Linked DNA regions of Homo sapiens: region 2 is linked to region 1. Evidence: chromatin loops called from intact Hi-C (ENCODE). Cell type or tissue: Calu3. All regions are shown on one strand. Each heading gives the region's core, and the rest is flanking DNA. Links, peaks and the distances in the headings are about the cores only.

What was found. A loop is a pair of places that touch in the nucleus more often than their neighbours do. Peaks named below come from ENCODE experiments on the same cell type or tissue, not always from the same donor. Only the 100,000 strongest peaks of a DNase experiment are listed, where the experiment ranks them.
Region 2: it touches region 1 in a loop (4-fold over the local background); 3 of 110 quality-filtered maps call a loop at or near these places.

The regions. Positions count from the first base shown.
Region 1 is chr2:140,860,680-140,867,772 of GRCh38, reverse strand. It overlaps LRP1B (LDL receptor related protein 1B), which reads left to right. Exons shown (of 91, transcript NM_018557.3): 27 at 1-183. Among named protein-coding and RNA genes, the nearest start is that of MIR7157, 280 kb to the right of the region's middle. In Calu3, for the core only: a CTCF peak has its summit at 3,829 (motif pointing right); no DNase peak of the experiment used is centred there.
Region 2 is chr2:141,551,876-141,558,968 of GRCh38, reverse strand. The region is part of intron 2 of LRP1B (LDL receptor related protein 1B); the gene reads left to right. Among named protein-coding and RNA genes, the nearest start is that of LRP1B, 580 kb to the left of the region's middle. In Calu3, for the core only: no CTCF peak of the experiment used is centred there; DNase peaks (open chromatin) are centred at 1,468 and 3,958.

The sequences.
Region 1 (7,093 bases), core at 1,009-6,008:
ATGAATACCTTTCCCATCCCTTTGCTGTGTCTCTATATGGGAGTGAAGTCTACTGGACAGACTGGAGGACCAACACATTGTCCAAAGCCAATAAGTGGACAGGGCAGAATGTCAGTGTGATTCAGAAAACCAGTGCACAGCCATTTGACCTTCAGATATACCATCCCAGTCGCCAGCCACAGGGTAAGTGCTTGTTCACTTATGGATTAACCACCCAGAAAGTATTATCATCTTAATCATATAATATTTGAAGTATAAAATAACTTCTATAAGTTAAAAGTTATTGACATTTTACGCATACTCTATGAGGGAAGTGGTTTCAACCTTTATTTTAACTGGTTTAGAATTTTTTTCTCTTTCCCTTTTTATTTTATTTACATATAAATATTTAGGGGCATCTTAATTCCTAAGATGCCCCTGTATATTTATTTTAAACTAAATCCCCTAATTTTTAGATTATTACCATGTAGCATATTGGGAAGAGAGGGGGTGGTACATGAGAAAGGGTGAACCATTTGCCTGAGTTCCTCTATTTTAGGAGAAGTGAGTTCACAGGCCCATATGTGCTACCTCTCCCCATGTATTCCGTATTTCACCTTTTGGTTCAACAGTGAACCCCATCTTGGTTTTGTGATTGTGTTTCCTCCACTCAATGTTTGCCAAGTGTTCCTATCCTAATTCTCACTTTTTGCCCCACTGGGATACCATGAGGTATCCCATTTGGTGTAACGTCAGCTCATCCTTTTATACTTTTTCCTCATTATATGTGATATAACCCTTGGAAATCTCATTTGAATGCAAACAATGACCCCTTTATTAGCATGTTTTCATTTTAGATTCATGATTCTTAGATGACAAGCTCTCTCTTGCATCTTCTCCTTCTCTTTCTTTTTCAGTGTGGAATAAGCAGACCTTCTAACTCATTGGCATGTAGGGCATTTGTTCCACACATCGAGCCTTATTTTTAAAATTTGTATTATAGTATCTTTTAGACTTGACTAAAACCAATTACCTCTCTGGTTGACAATATCACATGGCTCTCCTTTGTCTTTCTTCAGTGTGTTGCGTTCATTCTCCCTTGATACTATTTATTCTACCAAAATCTCATCTGCAAAATTTTCTGTGTCCTTTCTCTGACAATCTGATTGAATCTAGTTATTTTCCCAGATACTCTCAATTTCTCAGTTTCTATTTTCTTACATAATTGATCCTTCTTTGCTACATGGGAGTTTCTATACATATGGTTTCTATATCTACTGCTTACATAGGTGAGCAATAACTTTAATTTTTTTCTTCTACTCTTGACTTCTTTCACCTTATAAGCTAAAAAGCATGAGGACATTATAGAAAAAAGTATATAGATTAGTCATTTTTGCATTTAATAATGATTTAGTAGATATATTGAATTTGATTAAATTTAAATAAGGCAAGAAGTTATTATTCTGACCAGCAATGTGCCACTAGTATAATGAAAAAATACGCTTCTCTAGAATTTCCTTCAACAGAGGAATGCTTAGCTGTAAGCAAACACTGTAGATGACAAGCACTTATAAGATATGAATGGTTTTGATTATTTCAAGTGCAAAATTATTTACACAACTGTATTTTTGTCCCTCAGATTGTTTGGCATTTTGTAGTAATAATAATTTGTATGTTCAGTGCAATCTAAATGAACTGGACCATGAAAAATGGCCTTCATCTATGTATTGCATCATCTATGTATTGCATCATTCCTCCTCACCCAAAATAGGATCAATGTCCTTCTCCTTCATTTACTAACTGCACTGTCTAATTCGCCTGCATTGGCATGACCCTTAGTAAATTCATAGAACAGGAAGAACCACGATACTCTCAAGCTTTCCTGATATTTATGCATATATAGGAAAGAAACGAGACATTCATTGTCATTTTTTGGTGGGGGGAGGCATCCTTGACATCTTTCCTTAACTCAAAATATGATTTATATATGATTTTTCCTCTTTACATAAAATAAGCAAGATTTTACTATGTGGATGTAATTTAACATATTTTCCCAGGATTCAGGGCAAATATTCTAGTCTTTAAATACATTTAGAGAATATCACCTATGAAAAGAACTTGCTATTTCCTAAATGAAATTCAGTCAGTTTGCAATTTTGAGAGTGATCAGAGAACATTCTACCTTTCCCCATTATAAGGATCACTGAGCATATAATAATCATTATCTGTCCTGTTTATCTGCTTCAGTGAAGTAACACTTCCACTGCTAGGGAAAAAAGATGCAGGAACATATCGACTATTTTATTACCGAGGATAGAATTAAAATGAAAATGGTGACAAAGGCTCAGCATTAACACAAATACAATAATAATAGCCCGTATTCTGGTGAATAATAACATGATGTTCATGAAACAAATAATAAATTTAAAAAATACATGACATTCAGTACTATAAAATTGAAATATATCTTTCACAAATTAAAGAAATAAAGGTTACAAATACTATTTGCCATTATCTAATCCTCCAAGTAGGAAATTAATAAAAGTTTCAGCACCAGTTTTCTTACAAGTAAGCATTCATTATGCACACAAAGTTCCAAATTGGTTATTGGATATTTAAGCAGAATATTTTAGAAATATATTTTAGATCTCTTTGGTTTTTAATGTTGTTGTTATATGGGATTAGGAAGAAACAAACCACAGCTTAAACATATGCAATATGAAGGAGCAGTAGTGGGTATTTTAAATATTAATTAGAAAAATTTACAGCATGAGGGAGCCAAGCTTAGAATTAATGGCATGGCCTGGGTTCAAATCCTAAACATATGATTTATTAATTGCGTGATGTACCCTTCATCATTAGCATAGTTTTATTTCAGATTCATGAGTCTCAGCTATTAATGTGTTATTGGACATTATTGGCAAGTTATTTAACTTCTCTGTATCTGCTTTTTCAAACTGGAGATAATGTATCTAAATCATAGGATCTTGTAAACGTTGAGTTTAATCACCATTTAACACAATGTAGGTTTTTCTTTAAGTTAAAAATATATAATTCACGAAGCCATCTAATCTAACTATATTTTTATCAGTAAAATACAACTATTAATTAAGTTTCAGGTATATTAAAAAATAATAGCAACAATAACACTCATTTACAATAAACACTTTTTGGGTCATGTGTTAGTTTTTCTTTGGATAATGAGATCTGGGATTATATAATGAAGCATTAAATAAAAATGGTTTTGTGATTATGACTTTGTAATATAAATGTGCACTTATATCATTTTTATTAGTACTTTACAGTTGTTAGTCTCAATGTGTGCAAAGACTTGCAGGAACAATTCTCCATCTAAGACTCCTTCTCACACATACCAATTATAAATTCTTATACTAGCTCAAATTTTACCTCCTCTACATTCATAGTTAACACCATAAGGACTCAGCATTTAAAGCTTGTATGGTTATTTATTTATTTATTCATTAATCATTTCCTAACTCTGTCTTACCTACTCGCCTAGATTATAAAATATTTAAGGAACAGTGTTTCATTTATTTCTTTGTGTCAACTATAGAGTCTAGCTAAGTCCTTGATAACAATATCGATAATTATAATAGCAGCTAACTTGATTATCATTGCATTTCCGTGAGAAAAATTGTTAGCCATCCAGTTTCACAGATGAGGAACCTAAGACAGAGAAATACTAAGTAAATTGCTCAAGGTCTAACAGCCAGGGGATAATCGTTCTGTTATCTGAACAGAAGTCTGAAGCCAAGCTTTTGTTTTACTCACTGCATTCTGCAAGCAGAAGACATTAAATGCACATATATTCCTCTTGGAATTGTTGCATCATATCACCAGATGGCAGTAGAGAGTCATGTTTTCTTGACATTCTCCTTGGACAAACTTCCTTACCTTCCTGGAGTTTATAGTCTAAGAGGAGGAACAGACTAAATTAACAATTAGGATAGATACAATCATTGTTATGATAGATGGATTTTGAATGTAAGAGTATAGTAAATGAAATTTAAAAGTAGCAGGGTGTGGTACTAAAAACGAAACAAACCTTGGGATTAGCTAAGTTTAATTCTTCCCTCATGTCAGTCACTAGCCATGTTACCTGAGGCAAATTACTAACTTGGAGGGGTTGCATTTTCACATTTGCAGATCGAAGCAGCAAGTGAGGAAAGAATAAATCAGAGACAAGATTGGGCAGGGGTCAGATCATGCTCACACTCAAATAATATCCCCACAAAGAAATACACAGTTTTTTCCTCTGGGATAAATGGTTCCAATGATGTTAAACATAAGTGTGCATTAAAATTAATGGAGGGCTTATTAAAACACATATTGGGGGGCGTTACCCAGAGATTCTGATTCAGTAGGTCTTAGGTGGGGTTTGACATTTTGCATCTTTAACAAATTCCCAGGGGATATGATGCTGCCTTCAGAACCATTCCTCTAAGAAAAGGAGAGAAACAATTTTTTAAAAAATGGTCAAAGGAGTAAAAAGAACAGATTTGCATGATAGAAATTTGTAAAGGATTGATTGGAGAGACAGGATTGAAGTGTATATGTGTGTGTATGTATGTATAGAATATATATGTGTGTGTGTGTAACACATATATATATATACACACACACAGACACACAGAGATAGAGAGATTGATTTTAGAAAGTAACTCATATGCTTATGGAGGCCAAGAAGTTCCACAACCTACTGTAGGCAAACAGGAGAACCAGGAAAACCAGTGGTGTAACTCAATCCAAATCTGAAGGCCTAAAAACCAGGAAGGGTAGGTGGATAATGGCATAAGTCCAGGTCCAGGAGTTCACAGGCCCAGGAACCAGGAGTGCCAATTATGGAGTGTAGGATAAGATATATGTCGTAGCTCAAACAGGAAACAAACTTGCCTTTCCTCTACCTTTTTATTCTATTTCGGCCTTCAACAGATTGGATGATGCTTCCCTGTAATGGCAAGGGCAGGAAACTTCTAACCCAGTATACTAATTCATATACTCATCTCTTCCAGAAACACACCCAGAAATAACATTTTACCAGCTATCTAGACATTCTCTAGACTAGTCAAATTTACATATAAAGATAACCATTACAGGAAGCTACTTCAGTAGATCAGGAGGTGGCTGATGCCAAAATCTGGGAGATGCTTGTAGGTGAAATGGTCTCTGATGAGATATACTTAGAGTTGAAATCATTAAAAAGTGGTGATAGAGATTTGAGTGGGAAACCTGGGGAAAGGAGGAAGAATATGGGATGGCTTTAAGAGAGAGGGTCAGCAAATGTATTCTGTGAAAGGCCAAATAATAATAATGAATATTTGAGGACTTGTGGGCCATGTGTTCTCTGTTGCAGTTACTCTGCTGCAGTTGTAATGTGAAAGCAGTCATATGGGAAATGAATAAGTGTGGCTGTGTGCCAATAAAACTTAATTTCTGGACACTGAAATTTGAATTTCATACAAGTTTTATGTGCCATGAAATAGTATTCTTCATTTGGTTTTTTTTTCCAACCGTACAAACAAGTTGCTCACCGGCCAGTATTAGCCTTTAGGCCATCATTTGCAGACACTTCACTTAAAGGATTATCTGAAAAATTAAACTTTGAAATGTGCTGAATTTGAGATACTTCTGGGATACAGTTGAATATTTAAGGCTAAAAAGGAAGGAAGCTTTGGTCTAAAACTAGAACTTTCATAGTTATTCAATTGTAGATTGAAGGCAAAATGTAGATAAGATTTCTTAAGAGTATTACAGAAAATGAAAAAGGGCAATGATAGAGCCTTGGAAACTGCAACACTAAAAAGGAAGGCAAAGAAGAATGCTCAGAAAAAGGGCACCAACAGATTTCAGGACAAAAAGAGAAAGCGTGTGCATGCGCACACACACACACAAAAGGAACAGTTTCAAGCTAACACTAGCCAACAGTATTTGCTTTTGTAGAAAAGCCAATAAAAATAAAGACATAAATGCATTCATTGGATTTGGCAACCTGGAAAAAGGTCAGTGATAATTTTAGTGAGAGCAATTTCAGTGGGTTTGTTTGCATATGTCCTCGTGATCCTAAATAGGTCTGACATTAGCTATTAGTATAACTTTCAACTCTTTTTACTACAAAATATAATTTACTAAATAGAACTAGATTGTTCAGTCAAACAGTAAATTCCAAAAAAAATACCTTCATAGCAATCAGCTTAGTCTAGAGCCAGATTGCTTGGGTTCAAATTCCAAATTTGTCAAATCCTGACTTCTTGTGCATTAGTATTAGTTTGTTTCTCTACATTAGTATTTGTTTGTTTGCTTGTTTGTAAATCTGTAAAATGGAATTGTTATAAAGATTAAATACATCAGTCTTTCTCTTTGTTTTTTGAGATGGAATCTCACTCTGTCTCTCAGGCTGGAGTGCAGTGGCACGATCTTGGCTCACTGCAACCTCCGCCTCCCAGGTTCAAGCGATTCTCCAGCCTCTGCCTCCCAAGTAGCTTGGATTACAGTCACGTGCCACCTTGTCCAGCTAATTTTTGTAATTTTAGTAGAGATGAGGTTTCCCCATGTTGGCTAGGCTGATATTGATCTCCTGACCTCAGGTGATCTGCCCTCCTCGGCTTCCCAAAGTTCTGGGATTACAGGCGTGAGCCACTGCGCCCGGCCACATTAGTCTCTTTTAGGCAGTTAGAAGATACCTGGCAAGTACTAAGCACTTTAAAAGTGTTTGTTAAATAACTTAAATAGATAAATTAGATAAATTAGATAGATAGATAGATAGATAGATAGATAGATAGATAGATAGATAGATAGATGCACAATTCTCTTACTTCGTTTTACACATTGCCGCCAAACTCTCCTCCCCCACCCTGTAAGGGAGTTGTCTGTAACCATGGAGAAAGTGAAATCTAACTCTTCTTTTGTATGCTTCTTCTCTACCACCCATCTACCATGTCATTTTTCTCTGTGTCCTCACTCAGCCCAAAGGTGTTTTCTTCATCACCACTCCAGGTGCAGGGTTAAATTTTCTCATAAACCCAGCAAGAATCTACCACCCTGGGTTTTTCTGTTTTCTTTTGTGTTTCTTTCCTTAGCTGCTCTAATTGGAATT
Region 2 (7,093 bases), core at 1,348-6,347, 690 kb before region 1:
TGACAAAAAGATACTCTGGTCTGTAGACTTGGGACAAAAATGAGGTACCTCTATTTATCAGTTCTTGATATTTTTATTCCTTATGGCCTTGAATAGATTCATAGCGCTGTTTTAAAATATAACAACTGAGCAGCATATTGATTTTTGTTATTGTGATCTTACGCTGAAGATGATTTCCTATTTTTCAGGCTGTTGACCTACTTAGGTCTTGAAGATACTGATTAGAGATTGCCAGAATCCATTAGTGCGTAAACATAGTCTACAGCTAAGATTGATCTTAGCTGAATTACTTCTTACTTGTATTACTGTTATATCCATGCTTTAATTTTGGCTGTTGAGTCATGATACAACAGGACAAAGTATCTTGGACTTAAAAACTCAAGGTTAATTTAAACTGTATATTAATATGCTCTGTAGGGCTACCCAAGACATAGTCATAATTTTGCTATGAATTTGTTATTGTTGTTAAGAATGTATAGAGAATCCCATTTTATGTGAAGAAGAGAGAAGGTACTGAATGTGATTTGATTTTCTAGGGTCATGATACTCCAATTAGGAACTCTTTAGGTACTGTGTAGCTGATCTCTTTTAACTTGCCAAGGGAAAAAAAATATCTACCTCTTTTTTCTCATAAGGCCTGACGAATGATGAGGAGATGCCCACCAGCAGCCTTTCCTAACATAACTTTACTCCAGCATAGGTTTCTGGCAAAGTAAATTAACACCCTAAGTTTAGGTGTCTCCTTGGTGACCTACTAGTTCACATCTATTGCTCACCTTTAAAAGTACTCTAAAGACTAAGTGCCTAATAGAATGCTGATTAGAAATCAACCACTTCAATTCCAAAGAGCAATTGACTCAGGAAAGTGAGGAGTTTCCATGAGCAACAAGTCATTAATTGCCCCTGAGATTGCAGTTATCATTGCAGACCTGCAAAGCCTCAAATTTCCAGATTCCTGGGTAATTTAGGTTGCAGGCCATGGGCAGAGAGCATTTTTTAGAGCAAGTGTATTCTGGCCAAAAACAACTGTGTAGGTGGCTGTGGCTGAATAAGGACCATCTGTTTCCTCACTGCCCACAGCCCAACTGCTAAGTTTTGGTTATGGTACCCACATGTAGGTCCCTATTTACATATTAGTTATGGTATAGACACAGCTACCATAATAAGATCCAAAAATTCAGTGACTCAAACAAAATAAAAATGTGTTATACACTCTTAGTCTAGAGTCTAGAGGCAGGGTGGCCCTCTGCGGGAATAGGAAGGTTTATTCCACAAGGTTTCTCCAGGTTTCTTCTTTCTCGTGGCTCACTATTTCTAAGGATGTCTGGATCTGCTGTGCACCACATCAGTGTTCCAGCCCATGAATGAATGAGAAAGGCAGTGAAGGACATGGATCTTCTTTTCAGGAACGGATGTGGTAGTTGTGTGAATCACCTTTACTCACATCCCATTCATGAGAACTTAGACATATTGCCACATGCAGCTGCCAAGAAGATAGGGAAGTGTAGTTTCTCTCTGCGGTTATTCACATGCACTTAAGAAAAAATTCTTGCATTTCACCACCCAAGGTTTTCCCAGTATGTTACTATGGTAATCCATGCCACACTGAAATGGTGGTTTATTTTCTTTCTTGCATTATCTCCATAAAATATGGACTGTTAGTCAAGAATTAATTATTTGCTTACTTTTCTTTCTGTGCACTCTCTTCGTTTCGTTGTTGTTTGTTTGTTTCCTGTGTGTCTTTGTGGTAGAGTTTTTTTGTTTGTTTTGCTTGTTTTTAGCCATTTCAGACATTTTGTTGAGAACAGAATAAAACCTCTCTACTGTACAGGAATCAGTAAGTCTATGAAACTTTCTCTACATATTCCCCTTTTACCGTGTGTATTTACTATTATTTAAATTATATTTAAACTATGCTTTTTGTTCAGCAACATCAGCAGAGAATAGAGTGACTATCAATGTAAATATTATTTACATCCAATCCTCTGGGAAGAGGAATGGAAGAAAACAGAGAAAGGAGTGATATTATAAGAAGAAATATGTAGGAGTTGTATAGAGTAGATCTGAAGCTTAGAACTTTTCTGGCTTACTTGCTATGGGACCTGGAGCAAATTACTTAACTTCTCTCAGCCTTTTCTTATCTCTAAAACAGAGATACTATTGATTACTTCCTGACACCTGTTCAATATTTTCAACTGTTGGGTAGAAATGAGCCTCCGTATATTCAGCCAAGAAAGTACAGAACTGAAAACTGATCCTACTTTTACCTGATTTAAACTCTCATGTTCTTAACCCATACTAACCTCTAGAAGTTTTCTTGGAAGTGATATTTGTTTAATAAATATATAAGGATCTATTTGTATCTAATAAAGGAGTTCCTAGTAGATTTTACATACAGCTGTTAATAAGTACCCCCAATCAAATCACTTAGATAATGTCTGGAATTTGTGAAGATGTAACCAAGTCTCTATGAAGATTTATTCAGTATCATGCAGATGGTGAATGTACCACTTTTGGAGGGATTCCCTATTTTTCAAATCCCAACAATCAGGACATTGACAGTGATTAAATTTCACTAACAGTGGAAGCTCTGTTTCTAAATTCTGCCTGGAAAATGAGTGATTTCACAAAAGACACTTGCCAAACTGGCATTCCTATGAATTAGTTTTGTGCTTCTCCTTGGGTAGTTTCTGGCAAATAGTTCAGTGTCAGTGCTTCAATGCCCGTACATTCTTACAAGGAAGTACAGCTAATTGTCTCCATTTTTACCTAATGTAACCCTGGCAGTGAACACATAAACCTATTTGTGGTAGTCCCTAGTGAACCACAAGATTTAATATTAATGGATAACAGGAAAACATTGAGATTATGCAGGCTCACGGGTCATCACCCATCATGATTATTATGATAAACATTAGTTTAGATAAATACATGGATTAGGCTATAAAACTCTAGAATGTGTGTAGCGGCCATAAACAAACAGAAAACGGAAAGTCTTCACTTTAAACAAAACAAAACAAAACAAAACAAAACCCTGCAGAAATAAAAGATTTAAAACTGGCTTACTTACCCTTTTCCTCACGTTAGTATCCTGGTATAGAAAGTGCTTTTGAAAGTGCCTGTGATTTGGAATGCTGAATACCTTTTCAAAGACTCTTTTAATCTGTATAAAGATGTAGAATATATATAAAATACAGTGCTCTACACTCACCAGGTACCTCATCAACGTGGCTTACTAGAAAGCTGTGTAGGAGGTTGTAATAAGGGTTTTTAACATTTATTCAAAATTTTACAAAGCATGAAGGCAATTTTTCAAAAAACACAAATAATTCAGATAATGACGAGCTTGTTCCTTTTCACTGCAGAAATTTTAGGCAAGATGACATTTTAAAAATCTTCTTTTATGAAGAATTTAGCCAAACGTATAGTATTTTCATGTTTACTCATTTATTTAACCAGAGATTGATTGCATGCCTGCTGTGTGCCTGCCACTCTGCTTTGTCCAGGACTTGAATCTTTAGTCTCAGAGACAGGACCTCAGAAACAGTGCTTGGTACATAGTAAGAGCTCAGTAAATATTGGTTAGATTTTAAAAATTGTTTTATTTTTATTTACTTAGTTACACATATAATTGTGGCTAAGTAATTTGACAGTACTTGGTTTCAATGTCACCACTCCTTCTGAGCATTTCATGACTTCCTCTGATCAATCTGATTGCTACAGTTTCTGTGCCTCACCAGCTCCTTGTTTGTACTTAAGAAGAAATTTGTAGTGGTGTTTGTTTATTTGTTTACATATATTTCCTTTAGCAGAGAAAATGTGTGCATCTGTATGTGTATATCTCTACATCAGGCATTCTGTCCATTTCCAGTCCTTCATAGAGTGCATCACAGCTAGTGGAAGTTGAACGTCTGGGCATCTTCCCCTTTGGGACTTTATGTCTTCATTCTGGGACAGTCACTACCAACAGATGGTGCTATTAGGTTACGCAGTTCCCAAGAACGAAGCTCTTCTGTGCATTAACATCACCTGAAGAACTTGATACACCACAGAGTCTTTGGTCTTACCTCTAAAGATTCTGATTCAGTAATTTGGGAGGGACTCAAGAATTTGCATTCCTAACAAGCACAGTGATGCAGGTGCTGCAGGTCTGTGGACCACAATTTGTTAGCACTAATGTAGACCACTAATTTTAAAGGAACAAAAGACTATTCAAGGCAGTCATTTTTTGAACTAAATTAAATCTAGGTAGGTATATGTGAGAATATTTATACATATTGGCTTCTTAGAAAGATTATAGGTCATAGAAACATATCATTAAAAAATGTAAAATCCATAAGTAAGGTATTTTGAGATTTCTTTGATTTACAGTGTTCCTGCTATTATCCACATTATTTGTCTTAATCCAAGTATGTCTTTCCTTTCATATATGAGTGGTATAAAGTTATAGTAAAAATGTACTCTCTAATCCTGCATTTCATTCTTCAAGAAAACAATTGTTAACAGTTTCTTACTTTTTACAGAAGTGTTATATGCAGATATATGTATCTATATCTATTCCTATAGATATATAATGTATATCTATTCCTATAGATATATAATCTATATCTATGTCTATTCCTATAGATACATATAATCTATATCTATGTCTATTCCTATAGATATATATAATCTATATCTATGTCTATTCCTATAGATATATATAATCTATATCTAGGTCTATTCCTATAGATATATATAATCTATATCTAGGTCTATTCCTATAGATATATATAACCCATATCTAGGTCTATTCATATAGATATATATAATCTATATCTATGTCTATTCATATAGATATATAATCTATATCTTGTCTATTAATATAGATATATATAATCTATATGTCTATTCATATAGATATATAATCTATATCTATGTCTATTAATATAGATATATAATCTATATCTTGTCTATTAATATAGATATATATAATCTATATCTATGTCTATTAATGTAGATATATAATCTATATCTATTAATATAGATATATAACTATATTAATATAGATATATTATATAACTATATTAATATAGATATATTATATAACTATATTATTATAGATATATTATATAACTATATTAATATAGATATATTATATACCTATATCTATTAATATAGATCTATAATATATATTTCTATATATTTATATATAATATAAACATATATAATATATTATATATTTTATATATAATATATTATATAGATATATAAAAATATAGATCTATATAATATATATTCTATATGATATATATCTATATGTTATATATAAAATTATATATTATATATGTAATATACACAATTGTTTTTAAAGATAGTTTTTTAAAGGTAAACATAGTAACCTGCTCCAAAATCAACATGGTGAAGCAATGTTAAAATAGCAGCATGAATGTTTCCTCAACTATACTGTCCTGTTTATGCAGATGTTTGCCTGTTGACCGAGAAAAAATTTGGGATAATTTGTCCAGTATGCACATGTGGCTAACTATTCCTGTATATTTAAAAGAGAGTTCATGAAGATACCCAGGAGACTATTCTCTTTATTTCCTTTCCTTCTGCACACCTCTTGCCTTTGATACTGATATTTTAATACTTAATTTCTCACAAAAGCAGCCAGTCTCAAGGTTTTATTCATAACCCTTTGCTTGCAACTTGACCACTTATAAACCAACATTATGTTTCTTAAAATTGAAATTGATCTTAGAAAACGCCCTCTTCCTTATCTCTTATTCTGCATGAGCTTGGATGTTATCAGTTATAGGCAGCAGTCTCCACTGGAAAGTAGACAGCCATTGTCTTTGGGAATTAGTCTACATTAAGTGTCCTCATCCTATAAAGTGCATTCATTGACACTAGAATCTAGCACTAGACAGGAAAAGCCTGACACTTTCCAAGGAAAGTTATCATCCCTTTCCTCTTTCCCCTTCTCCCACTACCTCTCCATATTGTTTCTTCTACATACTTAACTTACTCTGGTCTTCTTTCAATGTTTCTCATATAACGTAGTTTTTGAATCCCCTTATTATCCAAGTATTCTTATATGTTCCAACATATCAGTGTTCTTTTAAGAGATGGTGCCATGGAAACAGAAGCTTTCTTATTTTTTTCCAAATAGTGATGCTCCCCAATAATCCCAGTAGAATTTTTTTTATTGGTTTAATACACATTAGGAATCCTAGACCACATTTTCTTCATAATCCCACCATACATTTTTCCGCCAAGCCAATTAACTACCTGAATTTTCTCAAGAACATTTTTTTAATACAAAGGGAATTTAGAAACTTCTATAAATAATAATCATACATTTGCTATGTTATGAGGCTGTGAGCCTCCTATCACTAGCAGTGCTAAAGCAAGGATATGCACCAGATACTAGGTAAGCTGTGGAAGAATCTCATGTAGCTGGTAATTAGTCCAAATAGATAACCTTTAATTCTCTTTATGGTCATATCTACTATAATTTTACTATTACTTAAAATGAAATTTGGAGTCTATGATTTGTTTTAAGCATATTACCAAGCTATAGTAGATTCATACAAAATTGCTCTGTTTTAATACTCACAATGAGAGTTCATTATTGTGTCACTCAGTGGTGCTGGAGTACTAGACCTTTGAGTTCCAAAAATTAAAACGCTTGGGAAGGAAGTAATTGACATTTTTCACTAGAAATAATCTCATGACACCAATATAGCTTTTAAGTACAATTTGGAGAAATAAAAAATAATTTTGTCCTTGAGTCTAATTAGTTTCCTTGATACCAATGATACTGCATTTCTCTGAAAGAAACAAATGATAGGAACATAGCTATCCTGGCATAATAGGTTTCTAATGAATTACTGATATTCATATAAAAAAAGAAAGACTTTGCATTTAAAAAAGATTTTGTATTAAATATCACACTGTGATTATTCTCACAATTATTACAAAATACACTGGAACCCCAGTTGGTGCTAACAGTCAAATAATAGGCTATTTAGGGGGTAGAGGCATCTTAATTTTAAGTAGTTGTTAACTATTTACAATGCACAAATTCCATAATAAAAAGAAACTGAGG